Linked DNA regions of Homo sapiens: region 1 is linked to region 2. The links are chromatin loops, found by intact Hi-C in ENCODE. Cell type or tissue: ovary. All regions are shown on one strand. Region 1 holds the start of MIR6886 (microRNA 6886). Region 2 has its middle 13 kb from the start of TIMM29.

Evidence for each region. Peaks named below come from ENCODE experiments on the same cell type or tissue, not always from the same donor. Only the 100,000 strongest peaks of a DNase experiment are listed, where the experiment ranks them.
Region 1: it touches region 2 in a loop (2.7-fold over the local background); 22 of 110 quality-filtered maps call a loop at or near these places.

What each region holds. Positions count from the first base shown.
Region 1 is chr19:11,113,367-11,118,366 of GRCh38, forward strand. It overlaps LDLR (low density lipoprotein receptor), which reads left to right. Exons shown (of 18, transcript NM_000527.5): 9 at 1-83; 10 at 169-396; 11 at 2,728-2,846; 12 at 3,493-3,632. MIR6886 (microRNA 6886) reads left to right here and starts at 108; the gene lies at 108-168. In ovary, no CTCF peak of the experiment used is centred here; a DNase peak (open chromatin) is centred at 2,685.
Region 2 is chr19:10,939,323-10,944,322 of GRCh38, forward strand. No RefSeq gene overlaps it. Among named protein-coding and RNA genes, the nearest start is that of TIMM29, 13 kb to the left of the region's middle. In ovary, a CTCF peak has its summit at 2,873 (motif pointing right); no DNase peak of the experiment used is centred here.

The DNA of each region.
Region 1 (5,000 bases), 170 kb after region 2:
CTGAGGAACGTGGTCGCTCTGGACACGGAGGTGGCCAGCAATAGAATCTACTGGTCTGACCTGTCCCAGAGAATGATCTGCAGGTGAGCGTCGCCCCTGCCTGCAGCCTTGGCCCGCAGGTGAGATGAGGGCTCCTGGCGCTGATGCCCTTCTCTCCTCCTGCCTCAGCACCCAGCTTGACAGAGCCCACGGCGTCTCTTCCTATGACACCGTCATCAGCAGAGACATCCAGGCCCCCGACGGGCTGGCTGTGGACTGGATCCACAGCAACATCTACTGGACCGACTCTGTCCTGGGCACTGTCTCTGTTGCGGATACCAAGGGCGTGAAGAGGAAAACGTTATTCAGGGAGAACGGCTCCAAGCCAAGGGCCATCGTGGTGGATCCTGTTCATGGGTGCGTATCCACGACGCTGAGGGCTGCAGAGGGAATGGAGGGAGCAGGAAGGAGCTTCAGGAACTGGTTAGTGGGCTGGGCATGGTGGCTCAAAGCACCTGTAATCCCAGCACTTTGGGAGGCCAAGGTGGGTGGATCATCAAGACCAGCCTGACCAACATGGTGAAACCTCGTCTCTACTAAAAATACAAAAATTAGCCGGGTGTGGTGGTGGGCACCTGTAATCCCAGCTGCTCGGGAGGCTGAGGCAGGAGAATCACTTGAACCTGGGAGATGGAGGTTGCAGTGAGCCAAGACAGCCCCACTGCACTCCAGCCTGGGTGACAGAGTGAGACTCCGTCTCAAAAAAAAAAAAAAAAACTAAACAAAAAACTGGTTAGTGGCTAGACAACAGGATGGTATCTTCCAAGCCCATGGCTGACTCAGCAGCTCCTGGGTCAAGACACTGTGACCTGTGTCCCCTGGCAGGAAGCATCGCCCCTGCCACCTGCCCGGTGTACTCTGTACCTGTCAGGTGACATCTGCTACCTAAGCACGTGAGAGGTGGCATTTCACAGTTTCAGTGTGGTGCTGACAACCCGGGACGCACACTGTCCTTGCAGCTACAATCAGGAGGTGAATGTTGGGTTTCCAGCAGAGAACACTGGAGAAGGCACACTTGGTGTCTGGAAGGGAAAAGCAGGGAAGAGAGCATCATCAGATGCCTGCGGGTGAAGGTGGGCCCGCTATGGCCAGCGTCCCTTTTTATTTTTATTTATTTATTTATTTGAGATGGAATCTCGCTCTGTCGCCCAGACTGTAGTGCAGTGGTGCGATCACGGCTCACTGCAAGCTCCGCCTCACAGGTTCACGCCATTCTCCTGCCTCAGCCTCCCGAGTAGCTGGGACTACAGGCACCCGCCACCACGCCCGGTTAATTTTTTGCATTTTTATTAGAGACGGGGTTTCACCGCGTTAGCCAGGATGGTCTAAATCTCCTGACCCTGTGATCCACCCGCCTCGGCCTCCCTAAGTGCTTGGATTACAAGCGTGAGCCACCACGCCCGGCCCCCTTTTTATTTTTTATTTTTTGAGACGGAGTCTCGCTCTGTCGCCCAGGCTAGATTGCAGTGGCGTGATCTCGGCTCACTGCAGCCTCCGCCTCCCAGGTTCAAGTGATTCTCCTGCCTCAACCTCCCAACTAATTAGGATTACAAGCATGTACCACCATGCCTGACTAATTTTTTGTATTTTTAGTAGAGACTGGGTTTCACCATGTTGGCTAGGCTGGTCTCGAACCCTTAGCCTCAAGTAATCTGCCTGCCTCAGCCTCCCAAACAGCGGGGATTACAGGCATGAGCCACTGTGCCCAACCCAACCCTGGATCTCTTTTAAACAAGACAATGCTCGCTGTTGCCACAGAACAATGGGTGGGGTACATGTGGCCCAGTGTGTTTGGCCACATAACTGCCAGGCCAGAGGGAAAGAGACTCTCAGACTGTCTCCACTCAGATACAAATGTGTGTGTTGTGTGCGTGTGTTCTGGTCTCATATTTGTTTGTTTTGAGACAGGGTGTCGCTCTGTCACTGAGTCTGGAGTGCAGTGGCGCAATCAGAGTTCACTGCAGCCTCAAACTCTTGGGCTCAGTTGATTCTCCCACTTCAGCCTCCCAAGTAGCTGGAACTACAGGTGAACACCACTGTGCCCAGCTAATTTATTTTATTTTTAGTAGAGATGAGGTCTCACTATGTTGCCCAGGCTGGTCTTGACCTCCTAGCCTCAAGCAATCCTCCTGCCTTGGTCTCCCAAAGTGCTGGGATTACACGTGCGAGCCATTGCGCATGGCTTGTGTTCTTGTGTTTCTTCCTTTTTCTTTCGAGATGGCGTCTCAGTCTGCCACCCAGGCTGGAGTGCAGTGGTGTGATCATAGCTCACTGTAGCCTCAACTTCCTGGGCTCAAGCAATCCTCTTGATTTCAGCCTCCCGGGCCTGGCCAGCATGGTGAAACCCCGTCTCTACTAAAAATACAAAAATGTAGCCAGGCGTGGTGGTGGGCGCCTGTAATCCCAGCTACACCAGAGGCTGAGGCAGGAGAATCGCTTGAGCCTGGAAGGTGGAGGTTGCAGCAAGCCAAGATCGTGCCACTGCACTCCAGCCTGGGCAACAGAGACAGACTCTGTCTCAAAAAAAAAAAAAAAAAACCCAAACAAGCCACATTTGGAGTTTGGGGTTCCCAGCAGGACTATTTCCCAAGCCTGAGCCTGGCTGTTTCTTCCAGAATTCGTTGCACGCATTGGCTGGGATCCTCCCCCGCCCTCCAGCCTCACAGCTATTCTCTGTCCTCCCACCAGCTTCATGTACTGGACTGACTGGGGAACTCCCGCCAAGATCAAGAAAGGGGGCCTGAATGGTGTGGACATCTACTCGCTGGTGACTGAAAACATTCAGTGGCCCAATGGCATCACCCTAGGTATGTTCGCAGGACAGCCGTCCCAGCCAGGGCCGGGCACAGGCTGGAGGACAGACGGGGGTTGCCAGGTGGCTCTGGGACAAGCCCAAGCTGCTCCCTGAAGGTTTCCCTCTTTCTTTTCTTTGTTTTTTCTTTTTTTGAGATGAGGTCTTGGTCTGTCACCCAGGCTGGAGTGCACTGGCGCAATCGTAGCTCACTGCAGCCTCCACCTCCCAGGCTCAAGTGATCCTCCTGCCTCACCCTCCTGAGTAGCTGAGATTACAGACACGTGCCACCACGGCAGACTAATTTTATTTTATTTTTGGGAAGAGACAAAGTCTTGTTATGTTGGCCTGGCTGGTCTCAAACTCAGGGTGCAAGCGATCCTCCCGCCTCAGCCTTCCAAACTGCTGGGATTACAGGCGTGGGCCACCGTACCCAGCCTCCTTGAAGTTTTTCTGACCTGCAACTCCCCTACCTGCCCATTGGAGAGGGCGTCACAGGGGAGGGGTTCAGGCTCACATGTGGTTGGAGCTGCCTCTCCAGGTGCTTTTCTGCTAGGTCCCTGGCAGGGGGTCTTCCTGCCCGGAGCAGCGTGGCCAGGCCCTCAGGACCCTCTGGGACTGGCATCAGCACGTGACCTCTCCTTATCCACTTGTGTGTCTAGATCTCCTCAGTGGCCGCCTCTACTGGGTTGACTCCAAACTTCACTCCATCTCAAGCATCGATGTCAACGGGGGCAACCGGAAGACCATCTTGGAGGATGAAAAGAGGCTGGCCCACCCCTTCTCCTTGGCCGTCTTTGAGGTGTGGCTTACGTACGAGATGCAAGCACTTAGGTGGCGGATAGACACAGACTATAGATCACTCAAGCCAAGATGAACGCAGAAAACTGGTTGTGACTAGGAGGAGGTCTTAGACCTGAGTTATTTCTATTTTCTTCTTTCTTTTTTTTTTTTTTTTTGAGACAGAGTTTTGCTCTCGTTTCCCAGGCTGGAGGGCAATGGCATGATCTCGGCTCACCGCAACCTCCACCTCCCAGGTTCAAGTGATTCTCCTGTCTCAGGCTCCCCAGTAGCTGGGATTACAGGCATGCACCACCACCATGCCCGGCTAATTTTGTATTTTTAGTAGAGACGGAGTTTCTCCATGTTGGTCAGGCTGGTCTCGAACTCCCGACCTCAGGTGATCTGCCTGCCTCGGCCTCCCAAAGTGCTGGGATTACAGACTTGAGCCACCGCGCCCAGCTATTTCTGTTTTCTTTCTTTCTTCTTCTTCTTTTTTTTTTTCTAAGAGACAGGATCTCACTCTGTCCCCAGGCAGGAGTGCAGTGCTGTGATCATAGCTCACTGCAGCCTTAACCTCCTGGGCTCAAGTGATCTTCCCACCTCAGCCTCCCAAGTAGCTGGAACTACAGGTGCACACCACCATGCCCAGCTCATTTTTGTATTTTTTTTTTTTTTGAGACAGTCTCGTTCTGTCACCCCGGCTGGAGTGCAGTGGTACAATCTTGGCTCACTGCAACCTCTGCCTCCCAGGTTCAAGCGATTCTCCTGCCTCAGCCTCCTGAGTAGTTGAGATTACAGGCATGTGTGCCATCATACCTGGCTGATTTTTGTATTTTTTTTTAGAGATGGGGTCTCAGTATGTTGACCAGGCTTGTCTTAAACTCCCGGCCTCAAGTGATCCTCCCACTTCAGTCTCCCAAAGTGCTGGGATTACAGGCATGAGCCACTGCGGCCGGTTTGTTTTCTTTTTTTTTTCGTTTTTTGGAGACGGAATTTCACCTTTGTTGCCCAGGATGGAGTGCAATGGCACGATATCGCCTCACCACAACCTCTGCCTCCTGGGTTCAAACCATTTTCCTGCCTCAGCCTTCTTAGTAGCTGGGATTACAAGCATGTGCCACCACGCCCGGCTGATTTTGTATTTTTAGTAGAGATGGGGTTTCTCCATGTTGGCCAGGCTGGTCTCGAACTCCTGACCTCAGGTCATTCGCCCACCTCTGCCTCCCAAAGTGCTGGGATTACAGGCGTGAGCCACCGTGCCCGGTGGTTTGTATTCTTTTTACTGAGAGTCGTGAAAGGCAGTGATCCTCTGTCACATGTGATCTTGGCTCTCAGGGGACATTTGGCAATTTCTAGAGATTTTTTGGTTGTCACAAGTCAATGGGGA
Region 2 (5,000 bases):
AGGCACCTGCCACCACGCCCGGCTAATTTTTGTATTTTTATTAGAGACAGGGTTTCACCATGTTGGTCAGGCTGGTCTCAAACTCCTGACCTCAAGTGATCCACCCGCCTCACCTTCCCAAAGTGCTGGGATTACAGGCATGAGCCACTGTGCCCGGCCCAATTTTATCACTTCTGATGGGTGCCCAGGTCAATCGTTTCATTAATAGCTGTACAAAGAAGCCAGTTCTTTTGTTCTTGCAATCTTATTTATAGCTGGTGAGCCACAGGCATTTCACATTTCCTGTTACTGATTCACCAGGTGAACAAATAAAAACCTGAAAGAGCCAGTCCTTCAAGATGGATCTGGAGTGGCAGACTGGGCTTCAATTTTAAGTACACCCAAGCAACCATTTGCTGAATAGAGGTCACACATGTATTCTGAGTTGCCCCAAAACTCACGCCTCCGTTTTAACTTTTGGACATTCAGAGGTCTCCTGGACCAATCAGTCAGAACTCAGATGTGTCAACCAGTAAAAACTAGGCAAGTTTGACTCCCTGATTTGCATAAACAGACTTGAGTGGGAACCTGGGCTGGAATTTTTGCTATAATACCTGAACCCTCGGGAGGCTAAGGCAGGAGAATTGCTTCAACCCAGGAGGCAGAGGTTGCAGTGAGCTCAGATTGCGCCACTGCACTCCAGCCAGGGTGACAGAGCCAGACTGTCTCACAAAAAAAAAAAAAAAAAAAAAAAAAAAAAAAAAAAAAAAAAAAAACCTGAACCCTCCCTTTGTTCTCTGGAATGCACCTTCATTTTACACCAAATACTGTGTCTCTTCAGTTTGCAAACTGTTGACTGGAATACAATCTATTCCCTCCAAATTCCTTTTCAGAGAACATTGGTTCACAATCATGTCCTACCAGAAGGAGTTTCTGGGGAATTCACAGCCATCTACAGAAGACATCCTTGACTTGCCTTTTGAGGTTTCCCTCAGGGCAGCCACAAGGATGCTGTGTTCCTTTCCCATGTTGTGGCAGGCCACAGTGACAATTTCTTTTTCTTTTTCTTTTTTTTTTTTTTGAGATGGAGCCTCGCTCTGTTGCCAGGATGGAGTGTAGTGGCGCAGTCTTGGCTTACTGCAAACTCCACCTCCCAAGTTCAAGCGATTCTCCTGCCTCAGCCTCCCAAGTAGCTGGAACTAGAGGTGCATGCCACCATGCCCAGCTAATTTTTGTACTTTTAGTAGAGACGGAGTTTCAGCATGTTGGCCAGGATGGTCTCGATCTCTTGACCTCGTGATCTGCCTGCCTCGGCCTCCCAAAGTGCTGGGATTATAGGTGTGAGCCACCATGCCTGGCCCACAGTGATGATTATGAATAGCTATTCATTATTTGAAAATGAATAGTATCTGAAGTATCTGAGACAGGTCTCCATCAAATTAGAAATTCATTTTGCCAAGGTTTAGGACATGCCTGGAAGAAATAAACACAGGGCCAGGTGCAGTAGTTTACACCTGTAATCCCAGCGTTTTGGGAGGCCAAGGCGAGCAGATAACCCGAGGTCAGGAGTTTGAGACCAGCCTGGCCAACATGGTGAAACCCCATCTCTACTAAAAATACAAAAATTAGCCGGGCGCGGTCGTGGGCACCTGTAATCCCAGCTACTAAGGAGGCTGAGGCAGGAGAATCGCTGTGCACCACTGCACTCCAGCCTGGGCAACAGAGGGACAGAAAGAGACAGAGAGACAGAGAGAGACAGAGGGAGGCAGGGAGGGAGAGAGGGAGGAGTGGGGCAGGGAGGGAGGGAAAGGAAAGGAAAGGAAGGAAAGAAAAGAAAAAGAGAAAAAGAACGAAACATAGAATCACGGACACAGTTCATAATCTGTGTCTTTCTCCAAAAATTATTTTGAGGGCTTCAGTATTTAAAGGGGAAAAGTGGGCTGGAGGGCAAATGGGAGAGTAATGTGTCCATGTGTAATAAAATCCATATATGTAATGTATCCCAAATGTATCCATATGTAATTCACATATTCCTACAGAAAAGGAGCAGGTAGGGGGATAGTCAATTATGTATTCGTCTGGCGCCCAGTAAATGGTCACTTTCCATAAGATAAAGTGAACACAGGGTAGGTACCTATGGAGCTTTTTTTTTTTTTTTTGAGATGGAGTCTCGCTCTGGCGCCCAAGCTGGAGGGCAGTGGCAGGATCTCGGCTCACTGCAAGCTCCGCCTCCCGGGTTCAGGCCATTCTCCTGCTTCAGCCTCCCCAGTAGCTGAGACTACAGGCGCCTGCAAACACGCCCAGCTAATTTTTTTTTTTTGTATTTTTTTTTTGTATTTTTAGTAGAGACGGGGTTTCACTGCGTTAGCCAGGACGGTCTCCATCTCCTGACCTCGTGATCTGCCCGTCTCGGCCTCCCAAAGTGCTGAGATTACAGGCGTGAGCCACCGCACCCGGCAGATTTTTTTTTTTTTTTTCTTTGAGATGGAGTCTAGCTCTGTCACCAGGCTGAAGTGCAGTGGCGCAATCTCGGCTCACTGCAACCTCCGCCTCCTGGGTTCAAGCGATTCTCCTGCCTCAGCCTTCTGAGTAGCTGGGACTACAGGCATGTGCCACCAGGCCCAGCTAATTTTTTTTTTTTTTTCATGGAGATGGGGTCTCAGGCTTTTGTCTCGAACCCCTGGGCCAAGTGATCCTCCAACCTCAGCCTCCTGAGCAGCTAGTTCTTTTCTAGTGTAATATATTATCTTACGGAATATATTCCATTGTCTGCATGGACCCCAGTTGGTTTATTCACCCATCTACTTAGTGACATCTTGGTTATTTCAAAGCTGACATGGTAGGTATTACTGGTCGCCTTACAGGGGAACAGCAGGACATCTGTAGTGTGTGGTGAACACTAGAGGGAGCAAGAACCCCCTTTCTCTATCAGGTGGGTGTTACCCATTTCCCAGCTGCACTAATCTGTCGTTCCTTGTAGAGGCCTGATCTGGTGTTTGCCCTGAATGAGAGATGATCTGGAAACCATTTGTGGGAAAATTAAGTTAGACATCCTTCCATTGAAATAAAATGCAGGGGCCGGGCACAGTGGCTCACGCCTGTAATCCCAGCACTTTGGGAGGCCAAGTCGGGCTGATCACCTGAGGTCAGGAGTTCGAGACCAGCCAGGCCAACATGACTAATTTTTTTGTATTTTCAGTAGAGACGGGGTTTCACCGTGTTAGCCAGGATGGTCTTAATCTCCTGACCTTGTGATCCGCCCGCCTCGGCCTCTCAAAGTGCTGGGATTACAGGCGTGAGCCACCGTGCCCAGCCTTGCAGCAAATAATTACATGAAAAAATAATTAATTTAAATTCTGGCAAGTTCTTTGAATCAAAACCAGGGAGAGGTGCTCTGCTCTAATAACCCAGCTCTTGTGGATGTTATTCATGCTAAAACTTGTAGGATTTTCCATTGCTTGAGTTCTGCTGTAGTGTTATTGCTTATCAGTGTAGGATCTGTGCTCTGTGGATTGGTTTAAACTTTACTCGTGGGACAGCTGGCTTTGAAAAGTTTTCATCATCCCCTGCAGGGACTGCACTGGTCTTTGTTGAGGCACATCTAATGTTGATAGCTCTGTTTCCTCCCAGCTGGGGCTCCAATCTGTGACCTTGCTTAGGTAGTGATGCTCTGAAAAGTCTCCCTATTTCTTCTGAGAACAGTTAGATATTGGGTGTAGGCTTTTGAAATAATATGATAGGCCTCACTCTGTAGGGGTTTTTACAAAAGCCACTATAGGCTGGACGTGGTGGCTCACACTGTAATCCCAGCACATTGGGAGGCTGAGATGGGAGGATTGCTTGAGACGAGGAGTTTGAGACCAGGAGTTTAAGACCAGCCTGGTCAACATAGTGACACCTCCATCTCTTTAAAATTGTTGTTTAATTATATAAAAGCCACTGTAGAGTTTGAATGCTTTCAAAATATCAAGAGGATGACCACAATGAAGTAAACTGTCACGGTGGGGCACAGTGCCTCATGCCTGTAATCCCAGCACTTTGGGAGGCTAATGTGGATGGATCCCTTGAGCTATGAGTTTGAGACTGACCTGGGCAACATAGGGAGACCCCATCTCTACTAAAAATATGAAAAATTTAGTAAAAACCCTGTCTCTACTAAAAATACAAAAATTAGCCAGATGTGCTGGCATGTGCCTGTAGTCCCAGATACTGGGGAGGCTGAGGTGAGAGAATCACTTGAACCTGGGAGGCAGAGGTTGCAATGAGCTGAGATCATGCCACTGAACTCCAGCCTGGGCAACAGAGCAAGACTCCCTCTCAATAAATAAATAAATAAATAAACAAATAAATAAATAAATACTAAAATAAAATATAGCCAGGGCACAGTGGCTCGCACCTGTAATCCCAGCACTTTGGGAGGCCGAGGTGGGCAGATCATGAGGTCAGGCGTTCGAGACCAGCCTGGCCAACATGGTGAAACCCCATCTCTACTAAAGATACAAAAAGTTAGGCATGGTGGTGGGTGTCTGTAATCCCAGTTACTCCGGAGGCTGAGGCAGGAGAATCGCTTGAACCTGGGAGGCAGAGGTTGCCGTGAACTGAGATCGCGCCACTGCACTCCAGCCTGGGTGACAGACCAAGACTCCCTCTAAAAAAAAAAAAATTACCTGAGTGAGGTAGTGTGCTCCTGTAGTCCCAGCTACTTGGGAGGCTGAGGTGGAGGATCACCTGAGCCCCGCAGGTTGACTCCATAGTGAGCCATGATCATCTCACTGCACTCCAGCCTAGTTGAACAGTGAGACTCTGTCTCAAAAAAAAAATAAAAATAAAAAAAAAGAGGGAGAGGCTGGGTGTGGTGGTTCATGCCTGTAATCCCAGCACTTTGGGAGGCCGAGGCAGGTGGATCACGAGGTCTGGAGATCAAGACCATCCTGGCTAACACGGTGAAACCCTGTCTCTACTAAAAATACAAAAAATTAGCTGGGCGTGGTGGCACGTGCCTGTAGTCCCAGCTACTCGGG